Regions from separate parts of the Homo sapiens genome. Here region 2 is linked to region 1. A link is an interaction called in ENCODE POLR2A ChIA-PET data of the cell type or tissue named here. Cell type or tissue: OCI-LY7. All regions are shown on one strand. Each heading gives the region's core, and the rest is flanking DNA. Links, peaks and the distances in the headings are about the cores only. Region 1 overlaps LOC105376107 (a long non-coding RNA gene). Region 2 overlaps LOC105376107 (a long non-coding RNA gene).

Region 1 (5,389 bases), core at 120-5,119:
CCTTTGAGAACAATGTTCATGAGATGGAGAAACTGACTGAAAGCTGCACCTAGATAGATTGCTTTGAATATTTCGGGAGAGAGTGGAACAGTTTGCAATTTAATTGTGCTAGTTATTGAGTGTGTGTGTGTGTGTGTGTGTGTGTGTCAGGGTCTCACTCTGTTGCCCAGGCTGGAGTGCAGTGGCACGATCTCGGCTCACTGCAACCTCTGCCTCCCAGGTTCAAGCGACTCTCCTGCCTCAACCTCCCGACTAACTGGGATTACAGGTGTGAGCCACTGTGCCTGGCCTGTTATTGACTTTTCTTACTAGAATTCTCTACTTCTGAAGCATAAATGCTAATAAAAAATATTTATAAAATAAGACTTTTCTGCTCTTCATTAGCTGAGGGACTAGTCTCAAGACTAAAAGACCATGGTACGAGACAAGAATACTAGTCTAAAAAGATGATGGCATGGGAAAAGAATATAATTTTCTCTTTCAGTTATCTACTTGAAGCTTTTGGGAAAGGGGAAAACCTGGGAATTTAGGGATGTGGGTAGTTTTGTAAGAAACCAGCCAAACGTTCTAAAGACAGAGTTTATGCTGGGCTCTGTGCTCAAACTGATCTAGCCAGAGCATGAAGGAAGCTGGAGAGAAAATGCAGGCTAGGTTGGTGTTGATCTGTCCAATCAAACACCACATGGGTTTAGCAGATGTATGCCATGCACATCGATATGTGCTATTTTAAATTTCCTGGGGCAATACTTGTTAGAGAAGAGCAGTATGTTGGACTCATCAGGCTTCTTAGTAATATGTACCTAGCTCTCTCCTCCTCTCTGCACCTGCTGTGCTACTGATTATACTGTAAGTAATGGCAGCTTTGCCTTGGGAGGTTATGGATATGCTGCAGATGGGGCATCTCTCCCGTGAAGGTGTATAAATTTCAAATTGCTAGTTGCAGCTCTTTGCAAGGGAGCCATGGGGAGCAGGAGGGAGAGAACACCAGTAGGAGTGACACCCAAAGCCATAATAATTTCTGATGATTAACCTCCAGTTTTTCACATCCTCTGTTATGTGTGATTCCAGGATCATAGACAAAATGATTGCTTTGCTGTATGGAAAATCTGGCACTGTATAACTCTCTAATTTTCCACACATGATATCATAATACCTCTAGTAGCACTATTTGTAGCTAAAGCCTCCCTCTCCTCCTCCTTCTTCCTGTTTTTTCCTCTATTTGATGTATTTTCCTTTCTTTCATTAATTGCAAGGGGCTTTAGCCCAGGGTGAGGATAGTGAGTAGTGCGATAGGAGTGGTGGCTTCAGAGCCTCCTGTCTGCATGGTAAAAAATATATGTGTGTTTATCTGTTTAGGAGAAGATTCCTAAAGACCTAGAGTGATGTTATTACAGCTAGATTGCATTTAGAAACTCTAATGAAATGCATGTAAGGACAGAGGCAGGTAATAGAAATGAGTGACTGGATCAAGAGAACTGTGGTGGACTGGGTGGCTCCTAGCCTGTCTCAGAGGGGGATGTACCAGCCAGCTCCATCCATTGTTGCTATAGAGAGTTGCAACCAGTGCTATGAAATCTCATTTTTAAACAGAAGCTAAAAATTCAAGTTTTACATGAAATTTTCTGCTCTCTAAATGTTCATAGTTAATTGAGGTTTCTTTTTAACTCCATCAACTATGTAGGCCAAAAACCATGTCTGAAGGACTAGATTGGGCCTGTGGAGCAGGAGTTTGTAAACTTGATTTAGTCTGATGTCCTCATTTCATGGAAGAAAAGGAGTTTGTCCAAGCTCACTCATGACCTTAGTGAGGTGCAGAGTTGAGAAAAGAATGCGGGTCAGAATGCTCCTCATTCCTTTCACCTCTGAAGATACCTACAGTAGGACTTATGTGCCAGGCAGTGAGCCAGGTCAGGGTTAGGTTACAGATATGGCTCCAGCCCTCAATGAGCTCACAGTCTGGCAGGGGTGACAGACAAGCAAACAACTAACTATAATTCTTTGAGGTATGTGCAACAAAGAAGTAGCTATAAATGCAGAGGCAACATCAGGAGGAACAAGTTCATTTCATCTGAGGAGAGGGTGACATGGCATGGAGAATCAGGGATGGGCTTACAGAAAAGGTGATGCCTCGGTTGGGTGTTAACACTTAAATCTTTTGATAATAGTCACAGTGTTTTGTTTGCTTGCTTCTTTTACGTTTGTTAAGCAGCTGGTTTGTTACTGTGATTCTGATGAATTTAGGGGGGCAGAAATTGATAATAAATTGTCTCATATTGGCTTGATTTAAAGTTTGCACATACCAACTTACTTGGACCTCATAATGTTTGGTGAGGGTAAGGAATAGGGCAGGTATTAACTCAATTTCGTAGATGAGGAAATTGTGACTCAGGAAACCTAAATGCAAGGCCCAGTGTCACCTCATTATATATGCATCAGTAGAACTGGGTGGAAGGGAAATTTCTCATTTGCAGTTGGTGCTATTTATATTCTGGGTCCTGACTGAGTGTGGCAGCACAAATCATCCATCCTGTGCTGTAAACCAATTCCAAGTTCTGGAATCCTCGGGAGATTTTGCCTCAACTTTCCTGGGAAATTGGATTGGAAGAACTACCCTTATGTTCATTGGAAATAAGGTGAAGACAAAGGTTTGGCAAGATGCTGATTCAGAGTGCAGCAACACTCAGGCTTTCAGGCCCTGCCCCATTCCACAAGTTGTAGGCCTGCAGGGCTGCGTTCAGTGGGACACTGGTGAGGGTAGAAGGTTGGGGGATAGGAGGTCTAATTTTCACGGAGTCCCAGTGTAGGCTAGCAGGAACCTTGGGAATGCTATGGGCGTGGGGTTAAGTACATACAAACAATTTCACACTTATAGTTGGTTATTTTAGAAATTCATTGACCGGCTGGGCACAGTGGCTCACGCCTGTAATCCCAGCACTTTGGGAGGCCGAGGCAGGCGGATCACAAAGTCAGGAGATCGAGACCATCCTGGCTAACATGGTGAAACCCCGTCTCGACTAAAAATACAAAAAAATTAGCTGGGCGTAGTAGTGGGCGCCTGTAGTCCCAGCTACTTGGGAAGCTGAGGCAGGAGAATGGCGTGAACCTGGGAGGCGGAGCTTGCAGTGAGCTGAGATGGCGCCACTGCACTCCAGCCTGGGCGACAGAGTGAGACTACATCTCAAAAAAAAAAAATAAATAAAAATAAAAAAAAAGAAATTCATTGACCATGTGACCCAACTTTTTAGGAGAAAATTTAGATAGTAAGAAAGGGGGCACTTTAACTGAGTGCTCATTGTGTGTTTGCAACTGCACTAGGTATTTTTATGTCATCCAAGTTAACACTCCAGAAAGCCTGAAAGATGAACATCATCAGCAACATTTTCCAGAAGAAAAGCTGGGACTCAAAGAAGAAGTTATGTGACTTGCCAAAGGTTAGATTGATATTAAATCATGGAGCTTGTATAGAATTTAGGTCTGGTAGTCTGATTGAATCCAAAGAATATGTCATAAGAAACCTAAGAAATGGGACGTAATTTTCTGTGTAATGAAGGTGATTTATTTCATATAATAATTTTACTTGGGGTACCTATGCACACGTGTGCATGTATGTGTTTGTATGTGTATGCTTATGGTGATGGTGAGATGTCAACAGAAAACAGCATAGGAAAGTCGGAGGAAAGAACCAAACGGGTGAATTTACTTCTAGTCTAATTTACCATGTTGGCTATTCACTTTCAGTTACTCTGCATTAACGGAGGTAAAGAGTCTGGTGGAAAATCTCAAAACTGGATTAATGAAATTATTTGTATTTGGCATTGGGTGTGATTGTGTGTAATGGTTTAGAAAATTATAAAACAAATAATGAGACCATTTAGTCAATGTTCAACTTAGGAGGAAGAGAAAAGCTGTGCTTTTCATCAACTCTGCTGAATAACATCTCTCTCCTTCCTTCTTTCACATAGCAGTGTCTCTTAGGCAGGCACAATTTATCCTTACAAAGGGAACTGGTTTATCTCTCTCAATTTGCTTGTTTACTTTTTCAGATTTCCTGGAGGAGTTAAGGTAATTAAACAGCTTGGTGTAACTGCGATAATTTTCAGCTTTCTTTCCCAATTTCTGTTAAACTATAGCCTATAGTTGGGTGTAAGGAAGACTACCAATTAATTTATCTAACATAGTTTAATTGAACACCTACCATATGCAAGGCACTGTGCTAACTTCTGGGGAATACAAATATAAAAGTGATAAAGGCAGATATGCAACGAACTGTATTGTAGTTAGATTGTAACAAAAACAGGCCCAGATCATACCAGGTAGAGATGCTGGGAAAGATAATTTGATATCCTTAAAAAACAATATTTAAAAAATATTTATTCTGCATTTATTTAGCAGGGGAGAGATTATTACCAGCCTGAATTTTTAATATTCTATTCAAGTGTACCCTCAGCTTTGATGAGGAAGATCAATTTTTTTTTTTTTTTTTTGAGACAGGGTCTTGCTCTGTCACCCAGGCTGGAGTGCAGTGGCATGATCTTGGCTCACTGCAACCTCTGCCTCCCAGGTTCAAGTGATTCTCCTGCCTCAACCTCCTGAGTAACTGGGATTACAGATGTGTGCCACCACGCCCAGCTGATTTTTCATATTTTTAAGGTCAATTTATATGTATATATTTTCAGCTATTTATGGAACTGCTTGTGGGTACCATGGTACCATTTTATTTCAGTGAAAGCCCCCTCTTATAGATTGTTACTCTGGGCTACCACCCAACTGGCCCAGCCCTTAATTTTGCTCTCTACAGAAGAATGGAGCTCATGGAGACAGGGGAGGGAAACAGAGGAGGGAAAGACTAATTCTGACTGTGACTGAGCCAGGCCTCAAAGAATGATTAAAGTTTCTAAAAGCTGAGAAACTGAGGCCCAGGACAAGATAGGTCTGTCAGGAAGAGAGGGCAGTAGAGGCAAATGCAGGGCCAACTAAGCTAAGGTACAGGGGCCACAAACTGAAAGTGACATATAGGAAGTTGCTAGCTGACTGCAGAGGACAGATCTGATGAAGTATTACTGGCATATTCAAAGGTCTTACTTCTACCATGGTACAGTTCTCATGAAGTGATAAAAGCTGAAATTGGGATGAAGCAGGGAAGAGCCAGGCTGGAGTGCTTCTCTTACTGGAGGCTATAGTCACTCCCTTTAAGTTATGCCTGTCCTTAAGTATAAGCATTCTGTGCCAGCTTCTACACTACCCTCACTGTCCTGTGCCTTGCTTTGCTTCAACAGCCTTTCTTGAAAGGATGTGTCATTTGGTGGCTCCTTTGCCACTTTTTTTCCAGATTGCTGACTTAGGATTTTTTTGTTTATTTGTTTTAAAGACAGGGTCTTGCTCTGTTGCC
Region 2 (5,389 bases), core at 197-5,196, 60 kb after region 1:
CTAACAGATGACAGTAATAATGAGGACTAAAATCACTCAAGTCAGCGTATGAAAGGAAACTGTCTATTTTTAAAAAAATAAAAAGACATCTCTTGGTACCATCTGCTGAGGTACAATAATGTTTTGTAACAGGTTTTGGAAAGCACATTAAAAGGCTTCATCTGTGCTTGTCCTTTCCAGTTAGTCAAGATATAGTTGTGTCTTTCCTGTCTGATGTGGATTCTTGAATCATGTAATTATTGCTAATTTATCTCTAAAATTAAGCGTCTCAAATACAATTTTAATTGGGATTTCATTAGGTACTTATTATATCATGTGTCAGATGATAGTTGATTATTCTGAGCATGGGTAGAAAATCTGAAAAATATAGTGGGAGAATGATGGGTACTTCTGAAAGCTGATGGTGCTCAATAAATATGTCTTAAAAATAATCAGTTGATATATAATTAACGTAAGTAATTACTGCAATTAAACTCTATTTATGGAATCTTGCTGTGTTGTTTCCCATCGTAAGCTTAAACATGATTGTTGTTCTTTTGCTCAAATAAAATTAATGTAATAAGAGAAAAACATAATAAATATAGGCCTGCATAACAGAGAGATGAAACGTTTTCTTTTTATTAGAGAGAGATGGCATAAAGGAAAAGGTGTATGAGGCTTTAAAAATATTCTCTTTACCTAAATGAATTAGGAACATGCAATGCAGAGTGTGAAGCAACAGGACTAGTAGGTAGGGTAAAGGTGTGTGGAGCTGGGTGAGGGAAGAAGAGAGTGCTCATCTGAATGACCCAACACTGAGAAACTAGGACGGTGATTCTGGCCACAGATTCCTTCAGCATGTGGTTGTATTTTAATTTGTGTCTATATCCTCAGTACTTAGGGCAGTGGCTGGCTATAGTAAGTATTAAAAAAATACATGTTGCATGATTAAGATTGGGTCAAGTGACAATTAACATGAATGGTTTACAGGAGGATGATAGAAAAACAAATTAAGGGAAAAAAATCAACAGACTCAAGTAAATGTGTTCCCTTGATCAAAATAAGCATTCCTGACTTCTGAGAAAGAAGGGATAACAGGCATCAGATTTTCCCTCCCACCTGAATCAGCTTAACAAAATAACAGATGAAATATATGGAACAATGGTTTCAAGATACTGAACATCAAGCAATAAAAGACAATTTCCTAAGAGATGGGAAGCAGATGAAAAGAGCCATATGATTACCCTAGCCTATTGCCTGGAGAGAGTTTCCAGATTGTAGCATGTGAGGGGGAACTCATGTGGAGTTGTTTTCCTGAGTTAAGGAGACAAAGCTGGGAATCTGGGGAGATGAAAGTAGCTAGAGTTTGTCAGGCAAGGGACCATAGAGGAGAGATCTGCATAGAGAAAGAACTTTAGAGATCTGCAGAGGTCTCCCTTGAAGCTTTAGCTGAATAATGATCAGTACATGCTATTAGGGAAACTTCCTGACGCCATGGAAAGAACCAGCTGAGAGCATTAGAAGGAATAATCACCAGAACACACACAGGCTGGGAATAGTTCCTGTTCTTACCAGCTAGAGTAGAACAGCTGACAGGAGAAAGTCATCAGGTGGAGTGTTCAGAAGACTTTAAACTCAGTAATGTGACAAAATTAGCTGTAGCCTAAAACATTGCCCTGTTCCCACCTACCAAAGCTTAAAAGAAAGACACAAAAGGAACAAATTATTTCCAATCAACTGTGTTTCAGACCAAAGCTCAAGAATATGTATAGGGATATACAGTCATCTAGCACCTAAGAATGTAAAATTCACAATGTTTGGCTTTCAATTAAAAGTTACTGAACATGCAAAGAAGCAGGAAAATTGATCCATAAGGAATAGAAAAATCAGTCAAGAAGCCCAACTTCTTTATTGTAGAATGAGGAGGGAGGCAAGTCCTCTTTCCCCAAAACATGGCCCTTGAAATCAATCAAAGTAAAAAACAAATTGAAAAGCATTTGCTTATGAAAAACTACTGAACTCCAGATAAAAACATTGGGAATCTATCACGTTATTGACTGGACCTTATTCCCTTCTTGCCAGCTTGATTAGTAGGGTAGTTCTACTGTGTGTGGCAAGCTATGAAAACCAGAAGCTTTGTTGCCAGAACAGATTCACTTGATTTTGTACAAAATATGAAAAACTCACTTTCAAAAGCATTCTCAGTAAAAGTACTGATCTTGGAAGCAAGCATATCAGGAAAGCTAGCAACTTCTCATCTGAGCTGTCAACCCAGTTTGAGCAAGCACCAGACCAACGAGCCAATTAGAAATAAAACAGGGAGATCCTAGCTATAAGACAGACTTAGAGGGGATGGATACTTTTTCTGTACCTTCTTCTAACTACATTGTATATGTAGATGGGAGACCATCAAGAGCTCAATCTGTCTACGTATCCTTGGCTAATTGGGAGGCTATATACCTGTAGAGTTGATCCACAAGAACCCAGCAGAAAATAAATGCTGGAGCAAGACTGAAAGTTCTTAAACTTTGAATGAACCCACACACAGATCCAGTGATTAACAGTATAAGGTTTATTGGTTCAAAGAGTTTGATTAAAACCACTGATGAATCATTGGCTGACTATTAAGCTAAACAGACACAGGGATGACCTCAAGAAAGCCAAGCTTAAAAATAAAAACAAGACTTAAATTACTGAGCAGACACACCAGGGGCCACATGTCATAGGGGAAACAATTCTACAGATTTACAGTGATAAGTTTCTAAAACAAAAACACAGCAACTCTAACTCTTGGGGAAAATATAAGAATCTAGAATTACTATAATATATTATCTAAAATATCAAATTTTCAATAAAAATAATAAAACATACAAAGCAACAGGACAAGGCAAAACATACCTAGGGGAAAAAAGCAGTCAACAGAAACCGAGTGGGTCCAGATTTTGGATTTAACAGAGGATTTCAAAGAAGCTATTTTAAATGTGTTCAAAGAACTAAAGGAAGCCATGTTTTAACAACTAAAGGAGAAGTATGATGACAACTACTTAGCAATTAGAGTATATTAATAAAGAGAGATACAAAGTGTCAAAAATAAATATATGGAAAATTCTGGAGTTGAAAGTACAATAAAGAAAGATTTATTGAAGGAGCTCAGTAGAAGATTTGAAAAAAAAAAACAAACCAGAAAACTTCAAATAAATCAGTTGAAATTATCTAGTTTGAAGAATGGAGAGAATAAAGATTGAAGAATAATGAACAGAGCCTTGGAGACCTCTAGGTCAATAGCAAGTTTATCAGTATACATGTAATGGAATTCTCAGATGGATAAGAGAGAAAGAATGAAATAGAACATTTTTAGGAGTAATGACAGAAAACTTCCAAAATGTAATGAAAAACATGACTCTACAGATTCAAGAATCTCAACAAACCCCAAGTAGGATAAATAGAAAGATTCACACATAGTCATGTCATAGTCAAACTGAAACATGAAGATAGAAGGAGTCTTGAAAGCAGCAAGAACAAAAATACTCACCAAGTACAGGAGAACCTCAATAAGATTAACAATTAATTTCTTATCAGAAATAATGAATGACAGAAGGCAGCAAAATACATATTCAAAATGCTGAAAGAAAATAAAATAACTCTCAACTAAGAATTCTCTATTCTAGGAAAACTTTTTCAGAAATGAAAGTGAAAAAAGACATTCTCACATAAACAAAGGCTGAAATAATTTTTTACTAACAGATTTGTCTTACAAGAAATACTAAAGAAAATCTTTTAGTCTGAAAATCACTAGATAGCAACTGAAATTCATGTATTTATTTACAAGAATAAAGAGCACTGGAAATAGCTAAATATATGGATAAATATAAAAGATTACATAAATATTTTTCTCTTAAATTTTTAAAAAGGTGTTATAATATATAAAGGTATTATAATATATAAATTATATATAATATATAAATATATAAGATATTATATATATAATAATTGTAACTATTGTTGAGTTTATAACATAGATGTAATATATATTACAATAATGGCACAAAGAGAGGATACAGGACAGTTTCTATATTTTACCAGAATTAAGCTGGTTTAAGTTTCAAATAGATTATGATTACTTAAAATGCATATTGTAATCCTTACATTAGTCACTAAGAAAGTAACTGAAATTATATAGTAAAAATATTAACTGAGGGACTTCTGCAAAAGATGGAGAGACAGGGACTACATTTACTCTACTGCCTAAAATAACCAAGAAAAAACCCACTCAGACAAAATATGTGAAATGATGATTCTCAAGATGTAGGACACATGAAGGAGAAATTATAAGGGAATATGAGAAACTTTTAAGAATAATGGATATGTTAATTACCCTGCTTGTCATGATTGTTTCACATGTATGTACATATTCCCAATCTTATCAAACTGTACACTTTAAATACATGGCATATATTATCTGTCAATAATATCTAAATAAAACTGTTGAAACCATTTCTGTAAATCATGGGTCCATGAACTTAAAACATACACATGTGTAATACACAGAATTTTTTGGAAGAGGGGTTATAGAAGTAACTCATTTTAACCTGGAATTCTCTTCCTGGAATAATTCTCTAGATTTGGAAGCAATGTGGAAAATATTTTAAAAATAGATTATTTGAAAGATGCAAAAAAGTAGATTCAGTTTTTATGCCTGTAAGTTTACCCTTTAAATTTAAGAATATGTTGAAAAATATCACAGAATACAATTTGAAAATAAAAACTATGTAATAACTCCACTGGCTTTGTAAAAAATAAACTTCTCTCAGACTCATGTAATTTCCTTTTTCAACGGAATAATATACGCAGGAAGAAGGAAGGGCTGACCTATATTTCAGGTAAGAGTTTGTACTGGCTATGGTAGTTGAGGTTGGGGAGTAGTTTCAAGAAGGATATGAAGAAAAAGAATTTCCATGACATAGTAACTAATGATAGTTCCAGTGGTCAAATAGAAGAAATCAAAGGTTTCTGACATTTCTATCTTAGATGACTGGGTAGGTGTGTTGTCATGAGATGAGATGATGATTAGAGGAACAGGGGTTGGAGAGAGGAAAGGGGATGATTTGGTCTTAAGCATAATAGAGATTTTCTTTTGCATCACATATTTGAGAAATATATAAGCACTGGTTTCTCATGTCTCTCCCCTGAAGCTGTTCATTCATTAAAAAATCTGTTTATGCATTAAAGCATGTTATGCCACATCCTGAAAATAGTATTCTCTTCTACAGCAATAATGGAAGTTGAACTCAAGAATGAATTGTCTGGAGGCTTTAGGAATCAATCAGTTAGCATATATTTACTGAGACCTTTTCTATGCTGGAAATAGTGCCAGTTTCAGAACAATGAACAAGATAGATAACGTTGCTAC

What was found. ChIA-PET counts read pairs that join two places held together with the same protein. Peaks named below come from ENCODE experiments on the same cell type or tissue, not always from the same donor. Only the 100,000 strongest peaks of a DNase experiment are listed, where the experiment ranks them.
Region 2: POLR2A ChIA-PET joins it to region 1 with 5 read pairs; 2 of 35 experiments call an interaction of 5 or more read pairs at or near these places.

Annotation. Positions count from the first base shown.
Region 1 is chr9:82,089,385-82,094,773 of GRCh38, forward strand. All of the region lies in intron 1 of LOC105376107 (a long non-coding RNA gene), which reads left to right. Among named protein-coding and RNA genes, the nearest start is that of SPATA31D1, 100 kb to the left of the region's middle. In OCI-LY7, for the core only: no CTCF peak of the experiment used is centred there; DNase peaks (open chromatin) are centred at 2,437 and 5,017; H3K4me3 peaks cover 1,068 bases; H3K27ac peaks cover 1,106 bases.
Region 2 is chr9:82,149,790-82,155,178 of GRCh38, forward strand. All of the region lies in intron 1 of LOC105376107 (a long non-coding RNA gene), which reads left to right. Among named protein-coding and RNA genes, the nearest start is that of SPATA31D1, 160 kb to the left of the region's middle. In OCI-LY7, for the core only: no CTCF peak of the experiment used is centred there; no DNase peak of the experiment used is centred there.